Linked DNA regions of Homo sapiens: region 1 is linked to region 2. A link is a contact called in ENCODE POLR2A ChIA-PET data. All regions are on one chromosome and are shown on one strand. Each heading gives the region's core, a stretch centred on a gene start or an enhancer-like site at or near the end of the contact. The rest is flanking DNA. Distances are from core to core; before and after follow the strand shown. Region 1 overlaps SERTAD1 (SERTA domain containing 1). Region 2 holds the start of ANGPTL6 (angiopoietin like 6).

Region 1 (6,188 bases), core at 219-2,718, about 30 Mb after region 2:
GGCCATCAGTGGCAAAGCAGGCACAGGGGCAGACGGAAGGATCAGCTCACCCCATATTGGGCCTCGGAGACATCAGAAACAGGTCCTTAGCTGGGCACAGTGGTTTGTGCCTATAGTCCCAGCCACTCTGAGGGCTGAAGCCAGAGGATCCTTTGAGCCTAGGAGTTCAAGGCTGTACAGCACTATGATCACTCCTCTGTACAGACAGTGCTCTCCAGCCTGGACAACACAGTGAGACCCAATCTCTTTGAAAAAGCGGGGAAAGGAAAGAATAAGAAACAGGCCCACGGGAATCCCAGCACTTTGGGAGGCTGAGGTGGAAGGATTGCTTGAGCCTGGGGGTTCGAGACCAGCCTGGACAACATAGGGCAACACTGTCTCTACAAAAAATTTAAAAAATCGGCCGGGCATGGTGGCTCACGCCTGTAATCCCAGCACTTTGGGAGGCTGAGGCAGGGCGGATCACTTGATATCAGGAGTTCAAGACTAGCCTGGCGAACATGGTGAAACTCTGTCTCTACTAAAAATACAAAAAATTAGCCGGGCATGGTGGCAGGCGCCTGTAATCCCAGCTACTCGGGAGGCTGAGGCAGAATTGCTTGAACCCAGGAGGCAGGGGCTGCAGTGAGCCGAGATTGCACCATTGCACTCCAGCCTGGGCGACAGAGCGAGAATCCATCTCAAAAAATAATAAATAAATAAATAAATAAAAATAAGAATAAAAATAAAATCAGTTGGGCGTGGTGGCGTGCACCTGTAACCCCAGCTAATTGGGAGGCTGACGCGGGAGGATTGCTGAAGCCCAGGAATTCGAGGCTATAGTGAGCTATGATCGCGCCACTGCACTCTCCAGCCTGGGCGACAAAGCGAGACCCCGTCTCTAAAAAAAAAAAAAAAAGAAAAAGAAAAGAAAGAAACAGGCCCGCAGAGTGTTGTAAACAGAGGGCGTTCATGATCCCTCGACCACTGGACAGATGTCCGGGGAACCCAAGACGGCGGCACCGCAGAGCCCGACTGGGCACCAGGGGGCGGTGCTGAGCTCAGCCCAGGCGCCCAAGTTTTGAGTCTGCGGCAAAGCAGTCCGAGTCCCATTTGCCCGGGGCTGGAGTCACTCGGGGTTGGAGTCAGGCGCCTGGAAGACCCTCAGCCTGGACGACAGCTCCCCGCAGGCCATTTTCACCCGCTTCCGCGGCCCGCCTCATCCACTTCCAGAAATGGGCACAACTTCCTCTGCTCCTCCAGGAAGCGCCACTCTGCCCGCCCCTTCCCGGCCCCTGGGGCCGACCCAGGCTCCCCATCTGGCCCAGCTCCACTCCTGCCTCTGCCTCCCCGAGGCTTCTGGCCAGAAGCGAGGCTCTGGGACCCCACGATGGCGGCGTTTCCCTCACTCAAGGCCCCGCTGGCCCCTCGGGTCACCGTCCAGCCCCCTGCGCCTCTCTCCATGCGCACCCGCAGTTTTCACGGTGACACTCCCTCCCCTCCGTGCACCCCCCCTCAGGCTCCGCCCTGTCCCTGCGGCCGTCAGGAAGGACGCAGCCTGGGTCCCGTGCCAGGCCGCTGAGTGTGCGGCCCCTCCCAGCCAGGCCTGGAATGCGGCTGGACCGCGGGGGCGGCCGCTGACACCCGGCGCTCCAGCCAGGCCCAGCACACGGGCAGGTGGCCCCAGCTCGTCCGGGTCTGGGTTTCTTCTAGAAGGAAGGCACAGCTGCCTGCCCTGAGCTCCCTCTCTGCAGTCCAGCTACCAAGCCTAGTGGCTTTATTTCAGACACAGCTCCAAGCGTCCCTATCCTTTGCCCAGAGATTTAAGACCAGGAGTGAATTTTATTTTTAAAAATGGGCTGTTGTCCCCCTTTCCTCCCCCATTTTCCTGGAGAGCCGACTCTCAGGGCTCCTTGGAGAGGATCTGTCCAGGGTCCAGGTTTTGTGTTTTTATTTCGGGACCATTCTGAAAGCAATCTCCCCTTCGCTCCTCAATAAATACAGGTAGACTCCAGGCGAGGACTTGCTTTCATTTTTAAAAAGTTGCCTTGACTTCCTGCTAGCAAAGAAAAGAAATAAAATTTAAGAAAAAAAAAAAAAGGCCAGGCACAGTGGCTCACGCCTGTAATCCCAGCACTTTGGGAGGCTGAGGCAGGCAGATCACGAGGTCAGAAGATGAAGACCATCCTGGCTAACACGGTGAAACCCTGTCTCTACAAAAAATATAAAAAATTAGTCGGTCCCAGCTAATTGGGAGGCCGAGGCAGGAGAATCGTTTGAACCTGGGAGGTGGAGGTTGCAGTGAGCCGAAGTCACGCCACTGCACTCCAGCCTGGGCGACAGAGTAAGAATCTGTCTTAAAAAAAAAAGAAAGAAAAAAAAAAAGTGGCCTGGTAGGAGGATCGCTTGAGCCCAGGAGTTTGAGGCTGTAGTGAGCCATGATCAGACCACTGTACTTCAACCTGGGTGACAGAGCGAGACCCTATCTCAAAAAAAAAAAAAAAAAAGTTCATAATTTAAAACCCACCTCAAGTGATAATCTTGGAACCTTGGTTTTCTCACCTGTAAAATAGGGATGATAATACTACCGATCTTGTAGGGCTGTTATAGGATTAAATGAGTTAACACAGTGACGTGCTTAGAAACTGTGCCTCGTACACAGCCTACGCCCAATAAAATGTTTGATGTTTTTATCTCGCCTTCACATTTGCCCAGAGACAAAGCAGCACACGGATTTGAGATTTCCCAGGACTGGCTTTAATTTGAAAAATCTGATTGGGGTCTCTTCCCGTATCAGAGAAGGAACAGCCCAAGCTATGACCCCAGGGCCAGGGAATTCAGTCCCCACCAGACCCTGTCATTCCATCACTAGGGGGTAATTCCAGGCTCCCCCTGCCAGCCCTGAGACAGGAGGACGGATGTGAAGTTGCCCAGGACTAGATTCTGTCTCTCCAAAGTGGCCCAAGCCCTGTTCTCTGTACTAGGGAAGCCAGCTGTGTCTTTTCGAGGACAGTTGGTCCAGCCAGCAGGCTCAGTTCAGATACCAGACAACCATTCCAGCACGAGGGCTCAGCGCCCTGGCCCCGGCGGTCGCTCCAGTGCCTGTGTGCCCACCAGCACATCCATGAGGTAGTCCAATTCGGCCTCGTCCAGCTCCGGAGCTTCCTCCTTGCCCGGCCCATCCTCAGGGCCTGGTTTGAGGCCCTCAGAGGCTGGTGCCCAAAGTTCATTGTCATACATAGAGGTGTCAATATCCTCAAACAGGCCCTCAAGCCCATCGTCCAGTAGACAGCCAGTGGCTGGGCCCAGCAGGTCCAAGGCACCCAGGCTGGGCGCTGCTCCCCCGATGCTACGGCCTGGTGGCCCCTCGTCTGCCAAGGGTTGGGGAGCCTGACTCAGGCCCTCAATGTGGCTGAGGTCCTCCAGGAGGCTGGCCATGGAGGCTGAAAGGGCAGCGTCCGAGCTTGCCAGTAAGTTGTCAGCCACACTGGGGGCTGCAGGTGGGCTAGGCACAGGTGGCAGGGCAGCCGCGGGTGCCATGGACGCCTGGATGCGCCGCAGAGTGTTCACGACCAGCACCAGGTGCCGCAGGTCCGGCTCACTCTGCTGCAGGCTGTGGTGGAGCTTGAGCACTGAGAGGTCAAAGAGGGAGCTAGAGGCCACGGCCGGGGGTGCCTGTGCCACCGCTGTGTGGCCAGGATCTAGCCACCAGGAGTCGACTGCCAGAGGTTCCTTCTCCTCCTCCTCCTCCCGTTTCCGCTTCAGACCCTTGCTCAGCATCTGCAGAGGGCAGGGAGTTATGGAGTTATAGTCAGTTATAGAAAACAAATGTTAAGTTCAAAGCCTGGATCTGACAGTTGCTGCAGGTAGGATCTTGGGGAAGTCACTTAACCTCTCTGTGCCTAGCTTTTCTTAGGGAACTTTAAAGATATAGACAATTTTTATTTAACTGTATATGTATATTTATAGATTTTTTTTGAGATGGAGTCTCGCTCTGTTGCCCAGGCTGGAGTGTAATGCCGTGATCTCAGCTCATTGCAACCTCTGCCTCACAGGTTCAAATGATTCTCGTGCCTCAGCCTCCCCAAAAGCTAGGATTACAGGCACATGCCACCACACCCGGCTAATTTTTATATTTTTAGAAGAAGCATGGTTTCACCATGTTGGCCAGGCTGGTCTCGACCTCCTGGACCTCAAGTGATCCGCCCACCTCTGCCTCACAAAGTGCTGGGATTACATGCGTGAGCCACCGCGCCTGGCCTATAGACTTCTTAAATTTTAAATTTTATATTTAAGTATATTTATAGACTTTTTTATCTGAAAAAATAAAGATGGGGTCTCACTATATTGCCCAGGCTGGTCTCAAACTCCTGGCCTGAAGCGATCCTCCCCCCTCAGTCAATAAGTACTTTTTTTTTTCCCTTTTATTTTTTTGTAGAGACATGGTCTCACTATGTTGCCCAGGGTGGTCTCAAACTCCTTGCCTCAAGCCATCCTCCTTCCTCAGCCTCCCAAAGTACTGAGATTACAAGTGTGAGCTGCCTCACCCTGCCAATAAGTACACTTAATGATAACATTATTATTTCTTCAGTGAACCATGTGGAATGGCCAATATTCAACTTTTTCCCCTACAAAAGCAGCTGTTTCACATATTTTATTATAATAACATAATTATATCTAAATAAGTTATAATATTATAAATACTAAACTAGTTTCACGTAGTTTAATATTTATTGTCTACTATGACTATGTTTCAAACAGTAAATAAATAAGGAAACACAGGAAATGTACAGAGAATTACAGGAAGACACTAAAAGTTCCTAGAGACCTTTTAGATCATCAGAGAAGGCTCCTGTAAGGAGGTGACATTTGAATGGAGCCCTCAGGCCAGAGAAGTCAGCCATGGGAGACCCTGGGAAAAGCATTCCGGGAGGAGGGAACAACAAAAAAAGGCAGAGAAAAGCCCAGAGGCTGGATGGGCTTGAACTGGAAAGAGACCAGCATGGGTGGCACACAGAGAGTGACATGGTAGGAGACCAGATTGGGGAGCAGCTAGGGGAACGGGCACAAGCCAGGTCACAGAAAGCCACATATGCAGAAGTAGGGAGTTTGGATTTTATCCTGAGTGTGGTGGGCAGTCATTAAAGGAATTTGAGCAGGGAGGGAATGGTGCTGTGAGCTGATTAGGTTTCCGGAAGATCCCCCCCATGGCTGCTTCGAGGAAGACTGTGGGGGGCAAAAAGAGGGGGGATCTGAGACCCACTGGTAGGCTGTACTCGTTTGGGACGGACGATGGTGATGGCCTGGAGTAGGAGCTGGTAGTGGCATGGAAGGAAGTCGGTCGAGTCAGGACTTATTTGGGAGGCAGAATAGACAGGGCTTGTCGGGAAATCGTGATCGGCACCGGGTTCAGTCACTGAGATAAGTTTGAGGGTCCACTGTTCTTGGAGTGGCGGGGGTAGGGCTGGAGTTTTGGACTCCTGGCGCTACCTACTTTTTTGGGCCAGGAAGACTGTAGAGTCCAGTTTCGGAACCCTGCCTAGCAAGATTTTAAGAATGGCCCACCACACTACTCAAAACAGGGTCTTCGTCCCCTTCCCCGCAGTCCGGGGAGTCCGGAACCGCAGGAATTCCGCCCCCACCCCCGACTCCGCCCCCGGGTCCCGGCGCCCCCTAGCGGTGCCCAGGCCGGCTTTCCCCCGGGGATTCTGGCCCCTCTGACCCCAGGACCCCTTCTACTGCCCCGATTCCCGGCTGTGATTCCTGCCGGCCTCCCGGCGCCGTGCGAGCCGGGACCCCTGGCGGGCTGTTCTCTGCGCCCGGCCTCCGCTCGCTTCCGGCAGTGGAGGCGGCTCCTCCCGAAGCGGCGGCGGCGGGGGCGGGTGAGTCACGCAGCCGGAGCCAAGAAGCCGGCGCCTCCGCCCCCTTCTCGGACTGCGGCGTGATTCACCCGGCCCGGCCGGGGCAGACAGCACGTAGAGGTCCGTGCGTCTCGATCCCGGGCAGCCCCGGCGGGCACCTGTCGGACCCAGGGATCGAACTCTGTGAAGGACCCGGCCGCTGGTAGCCCTTCTGTTCCCAGGCCCCTTCATTTACATACCTTGCTCACTAGCGGCCAATCAGAACGAAGAGGTAGCCACCCACAACCAATCAGGAAACGGCGGCGGCAGCATCGCTTGTTGGCTGTCCTCCGGAAACCCGCGCCTGGG
Region 2 (6,507 bases), core at 3,803-6,302:
GGTGGATCACGAGGTCAAGAGATCGAGACCATCCTGGCTAACACGGTGAAACCCCATCTCTACTAAAAATACAAAAAGTTAGCTGGGCGTGGTGGCGGGCACTTGTAGTCCCAGCTACTTGGGAGGCTGAGGCAGGAGAATGGCGTGAACCTGGGAGGCAGAGCTTGCGGTGAGCCGAGATTGTGCCACTGCAGCCCAGCCTGGGTGACTGAGCGAGACTCCATCTCAAAAAAATAAAATAAAATAAAATAATAAATATAAAAATAACAGTAGGACTGGTGAGGCGGCTCAGGCCTGTGTTAAGGCGGGAAGACTGCTTGAGGCCAGGAATTCAAGACCAGACTCCAGACTGGGCAACGTATCCAGACCCTGTCTCTACCAAAAAAAAAAAAAAAAAAAGGAACTGCAAGTGCACAGAACCACATCTGGCTAATGTTTAAATTTTCTGTATAGTCAGGGTCTTGCTATGTTGCCTAGGCTGGTCTCCCCTGGCCTCAAGTGATCCACCTCTGCCTCCCAAAATGCTGAGATTACAGGTGTGACCCACCATGCCCTGCTAATTTTTAAACTATTTTGTAAATCTGGGCTCAGTGGCTCACACCTGTAATCCCAGCTCTTTGGGAGGCAGAGGCGGGAGGATCGATTGAGGCCAGGAGTTTGAAGCTGCAGTGAGCTATGATCGCAGCATTGCACTCCAGCCTGGGGACGAGAGCAAACCCTGTCTCTTAAAACAAAACAATAACAAAAAACAGCAAACTAGGTAAAGAATACGCAGGTCTGTGCAGGGGCAGCTTGAGAGGGGGTTGCCTAAAGGGAAGGCCTGGTGGAGGAGCAGATCTAAGTGCAAAAGCTCTGAGACTGGACCCTGCCTGATGTATTAAAGCAACCTGGGAGAGGTTAAAGCAAAAGCGAAGGGAGGCTGGGTGCTGTGGCTCATGTCTGTAATCCCAGCAGTTTGGGAGGCCAAGGTGGGTGGATCACCTGAGGTCAGGAATTCGAGACTAGCATGACCAACATAGTGAAACCCCATCTCTACTGAAAGTGCAAAATTAGCCGGGTGTGGTGGTACAGGCCTGAAATCTCAGCTACTTGGGAGGCTGAGGCAGGAGAATCACTTGAACCTGGGAGGTGGAGGTTGCAGTGAGCCGAGATCGCACCACCGCACTCCAGCCTGGACAACAAAAGCAAAACACTGTCTCAAAAAAAAAAAATAGCAAAGGGAGCAGGGTGCAAGGAGGTGAGGTGGGGTGAGGGAAACGTCTCACTAACTGCCTTCCCATCCGTCGGATATTGGAAACCCCATCTTCCACGTCCTCAGACCAAAACCCCAGCAGATCCAACCCATCTCAGCAGATCTAATCCATCAGCCAGACCCGTCTGCTCTTCTGCTTAGATCCTGAATTCCTCCACGTCTCCGCTACTCCCCACTGCCCCCAGACCCTCCCTGAATTCCCAGCTCAAGACACCATCTGGATGACAGCAGCTGCCTCCCTGCTCTCTGGATTTCCATCCTCAACCCCAGGTCTAGTCTCTCTGACAGCAGCCAGAGGGCGCCTGTGAACATCTGAGTCAGTTCACGTCCCTCCCTCCCTCCTCTGCCCTGAATCCTTCTTGGCTCCCACCTCCTTTAGAGGAAAAGCCCAAATCCACCCATGATCCATAAAAAGTTGCGCTATCTTGGTGACTCACGCCTGTAATCCCAGCACTTTGGGAGGCGGAGGCGGGCGGATCACGAGGTCAGGAGATCGAGACCATCCTGGCTAACACAGTGAAACCCCGTCTCTACTGAAAATACAAAAAAAGTAGCCAGGCGTGGTGGCGGCTGCCTGTAGTCCCAGCTACTCGGGAGGCTGAGGCAGGAGAATGGCTTGAACCCGGGAGGCAGAGCTTGCAGTGAGCCGAGACTGTGCCACTGCACTCTAGCCTGGGCAACAGAGCAAGACTCCATCTCAAAAAAAAAAAAAAAAAAAAAAAAACTTGTGCTATCTGCCATATCCCCTTCTGCCCTCCTCCCAGGCCCTTCCTCACACGAAGCAAGTTCCAGCCTCAGGTCCTTTGTACCTGCTGTTTTTGCAGCCTGGAACATTGTTCACAACTTAACATCATTCCCTTCCTATCCTTATTCAAGTCTCAGCAGCGCTCCTTGAACAGCAGATTTAGGGTTGTACCTCCATATACAAGCTCTCTCTCTCTCTGTCTCTCCCTCTCTCTCTCTCTCTTTCTCTCTTTCTCTCTCTCTCTCTCTCTCTCTCCCCCACGCCCTCTTTTTTTTTTTTTTAGACGGAGTCTCGCTCTGCAATCTCAGCTCACTGCAACCTCCACCTCCCGGGTTCAAGTGATTCTTGTGCCTCAGCCTCCCAAGAAGCTGGGATTACAGGCATGCGCCACCACACCCAGCTAATTTTTGTATTTTTAGTAGAGACAGGGTGCCTGATCAACAGGTGAAATCCCGTCTCTACTAAAAGTACAAAAAATTAGCTGGGCGTGGTGGCGCATGCCTGTAATCCCAGCTACTCGGGAGGCTGAGGCAGAAGAACGGCTTGAACCTGGCAGAGGTTGCAGTGAGCTGAGACCGCACCACTGCCTTCTAGCCTAGGCAACCTGGGTGAGACTCCATCTCAAAAAAAAAGAAAAAAAAGAGAGAGTCGTGCTCTGTTGCCCAGGCTGGAGTGCAGTGGAGCAATCATAGCTCACTGTAGCCTCCAATTCCTGCACACAAGTGGTCCTCCTGCCTCAGCCTCCTGAGTGGTTGGAACTACAGGTGCGCACCACCATGCCCAGCTACTTTTTTGTAGGGAGGGGGTCTCACTGTGTTGCCCAGGCTAGTCTCAAACTCCCAGGCTCAAGTGATCCTCCCACCTTGGACTCCCAAAGTGCTGAAATTACAGATGTGAGCAACCACACTGGCCCTAAACCTATGCTTCCTGATGCCTGCACAAGCACATATCCCGAGGGTCTCCATCTCACACACACATTGCCTCATTCATGCATTCAACCACAGACACCTTGAGTGCCTATTGTGTGCCAGGGATGCTGTTTTAGGCAATGAGGACACAGCCTTAACCCAAACAGACAAAATTCCTGCCCTTGCAGAGCTGACATTCAAGTTGGGAGAACAGAGAAATAAGTCAAACAGCCGCTAGGTAGGTCAGAGGGTAATCGTGCTTAGGAGAAAAATGGAACAGGCAAGGGGGTGACAGTCCCGGAGGTGGGGGACATTTAATAGAGGAGTCAGGACTGGGTGTGCTGACTCACGCCTGTAATCCCAGCACTTTGGGAGGCCGAGGTGCCTGTAATCCCAGCACTTTGGGAGGCCGAGGTGCCTGTAATCCCAGCACTTTGGGAGGCTGAGGTGGGAGGATCACTTGAGGCCAGGAGTTTGAGACCAGCTTGGCTAACGTGGCGAAACCCTGTCTCTACTGAAAATACAAAAATTAGCCAGGCGTAGTGGCACGCGCCTGTAGTCTCAGCTACTCAGGAGGCTGAGACACAAGAATCACTTGAACCCGGAAGGCAGAGGTTGCAGTGAGCCATGATTGCACCACTGCACTCCAGCCTGGGCAATAGAGCGAGACTCTGTCTCAAAAAAAAATAAAATAGAGGAGTCAGGAAAGGCCTCACAGAAGAAGTGACACTTGACTGGAACAGTGCCTCATGCCTGTAATTTCAGCACTTTGGGAGGCCAAGGCAGGAGGATTGCTTGAGCCTAGGAGTTTGAGACCAGCCTGGCCAATATGGTGAAAGTCCATTTCTACTAAATATAAAAATAAAAATAAAATAAAGAATAAGGGACACTTTCACAAAGACCTGATGGAAGAGAGAGAAGAGGAAGAGCATTCCAGGCAGAGAGAACAGCAGGTGCAAAGGCCCGGAGATTGCACCCAAGAAATGGCAGAAAGGGGCCAGGCACGGTGGCTCACGCCTGTAATCCCAGCACTTTGGGAGGCCGAGGCGGGAGGATCACCTGAGGTCGAGAGTTCAAGACCAGCCTGGCCAACATGGTGAAACCCCGTCTCTACTAAAAATACAAAAATTAGCTGGGCATGGTAATGCATGCCTGTAATCCCAGCTACTACTCAGGAGGCTGAGGTGGGAGAGTCACTTGAACTCAGGAGGCCGATGTTGCAGTGAGCAGAGATTGCGCCATTGCACTCCAACCTGGGCGACAGAGCAAGGCTCAAAAAAAAAAAAAAAAAAAAGGCCAGGTGCGGTGGCTCACGCCTGTAATCCCAGCACTTGGGAGGCCAAGGCAGGTGGATCACGGGGTCAGGAGATCGAGACCATCCTGGCTAACACAGTGAAATTCCGTCTCTACTAAAAATACAAAAAAAAAAAAAAAAATTAGCCGGGCATGGTGGCGAGCGCCTGTAGCCCCAGCCACTCCAGAGACTGAGGCAGGAGAATGGCGTGAACCCGGAAGGCGGAGCTTGCAGTGAGCTGAGATCGCGCCACTGCACTCCAGCCTGGGTGACAGAGCGAGACTCTGTCTCAAAAAAAAAAAAAAAAAAAAAAAGAAATGGCAGAAATGTCTATGAGGCCGGAAGAGAGAAGGGGGAAGCAGGAGGAGGTAAGAAGTGTCAGGGCAAAGTGTGAAGGGTCCTGTGGGCCCGGAGGAGGACTTGGGTTTTACTCTGAGTCAGGCAGGAGCCATGGAGGGTTCTGGGCTGGAGATGGCCACATTTACTTCTGGACTCAGACACCAAGCAGGGGCTCACAAGGATCCGGGGGTAGGGTCCTCTCTTTGTCCCCGATCACTGACATGCCCCACCCCCCACAACAGAGATTGAGCAACCCCCCAGAACTGGGACGTGTGTATAACACCCGCTGCCTTTTACACTCTCAGCCTGGGGTGGCGGGGTGGCCTGGGGGCCCCCAAGCCAAGCTGTGGTCGGAGTTTCCCCACAGTGAGAATCAACCTCCACCTACCTTCCCACCCTCTCACCTCTGATGCCCAAGACCCTGAATCCAGCGAAGCTCACAGAACACACAAGAAGTCCAAGGAAGAGCCGAGGGTCCAGTGGGGCCTCTGAGCTAGAGACGGGGAGAGGGCAGTGGGACAGAAGGAGAGAGGAGGCTTGGTAACCACTCCCCAGCCCCCAGAGCCTGGGAGTGGAGCTGGGATGCTGGGCCCAGGAGCCCAAACTATAAATATTTAGCATTTCCCGAATGAGAAATGAGACAGAATTGCCAGACCCCCCTGCCCAGGCCACCAGAGCCTGATAACACAGGTCAGTGTCCTGGACATCCCTCCCTTTCCCCCACACCCTCCACTGCAGAGCCCAGAGCGTGGGAGGCTGCAGGCCCTGGGGCAGCCAGGCGTGATCCCAGCCCCAGACACGCACACACCACACATAGAAAGAGGAACATCACTGGGGACTTACCGTGTGTAGGGCTTGGCTCTAAACTCTCCACACCTTTTACGTATTTGATCCTTACAACCTGAGCTGGATTCTGTATGTACCCTCATTTTACAGCAGGGAAAACTGAGGCTCAGAGAGGGTAAGCAACTTGCCTGCGGTCACACAGCCAAAAAGAGACCAGGATGGGAGCCAGCCAAGGTAGCTTGACTCAGAAACTCACACATGTACACCACAGCTGTCACACACATATGGGCACATAACAGAGTGGACACAAACACACACACACACATTTGCACGCACGCACACATTAACACCCAGCGAAAGTCTGGGTGCAGTGGCTCATGCCTGAAAGCCAGCACTTTGGGAGGCCGGGGCAGGTGGATTACCTGAGGTCAGGAGTTCGAAACCATCCTTGCCAACATGCTAAAACCCCGTCTCTACTAACAATACAAAAATTAGCTGGGCATGGTGGCATGCGCCAGTAATCCCAGCTACGCGGGAGGCTGAGGCAGGAGAATTGCTTGAAGCCAGGAGGTGGAGGTTGCAGTAAGCCGAGATCGAGCAACCGCATGCACTCCAGCCTGGGCGACAAGACTGAAATTCCATCTCAAAAATAAATAAATAAATAAATAAATAAATAATAAATAAATAATAATAAAGTGAGGAATTAATTAATTAAAATAAAAAATAAATATAAAAGACACAGCTGTAAATTTTTAAATTGTGATAGAAACAATATATTCTTAAAGTGAAAACCCTACCTCAGTTACATGTGATTTATGTTTTTTGGATTAATCTGGATTTTATAATTAGAAATAAAAATGTAAGGCTGGGCGCGGTGGCTCACGCCTGTAATCCCAGCACTTTGGGAGGCCAAGGTGGGCAGATCACGAGGTCAGCAATTCGAGACCAGCCTGGCCAAGATGGTGAAACCCCGTCTCTACTAAAAATACAAAAATTTGCCGGGTGTGGTGGCCCATGCCTGTAATCCCAGCTACTCAGGAGGCTGAGGCAGGAGAATCGCTTGAACCCGGGGGGCGGAGGTTGCAGTGAGCCACTGCACTCCAGCCTGGGCGACAGAGTAAGACTCTGTCTCAAAAAAAAAAAAAAAAAAAAGAAAAGAAATAAAAATGTAAGATTTTGAGTC

What was found. ChIA-PET counts read pairs that join two places held with the same protein, here RNA polymerase II (POLR2A).
Region 1: POLR2A ChIA-PET joins it to region 2 with 13 read pairs in activated B cell. The contact joins the enhancer-like site here to the promoter of ANGPTL6 in region 2. POLR2A ChIA-PET finds 5 or more read pairs at or near these places in 4 of 52 experiments (B cell, GM10248, OCI-LY7 and 1 more).

Annotation. Positions count from the first base shown.
Region 1 is chr19:40,419,788-40,425,975 of GRCh38, forward strand. SERTAD1 (SERTA domain containing 1) reads right to left here. Exons shown (of 2, transcript NM_013376.4): 1 at 6,080-6,188; 2 at 1,802-3,759. The coding sequence starts at 3,759. The coding sequence ends at 3,049. Among named protein-coding and RNA genes, the nearest start is that of SERTAD1, 3.1 kb to the right of the region's middle. RefSeq lists enhancers at 906-1,406, 1,072-1,191, 4,728-5,530 and silencers at 1,482-1,571, 5,573-5,662. Within about 2 kb of position 1,469, at least 39 of the 41 ENCODE cell types and tissues checked have a DNase peak (open chromatin) inside an H3K27ac peak, as active enhancers do; they include B cell and OCI-LY7, where a contact is called at or near this core.
Region 2 is chr19:10,097,626-10,104,132 of GRCh38, forward strand. ANGPTL6 (angiopoietin like 6) reads right to left here and starts at 5,053. Exons shown (of 6, transcript NM_031917.3): 1 at 4,943-5,053. RefSeq lists a silencer at 1,598-1,647 and enhancers at 5,063-5,112, 5,183-5,232.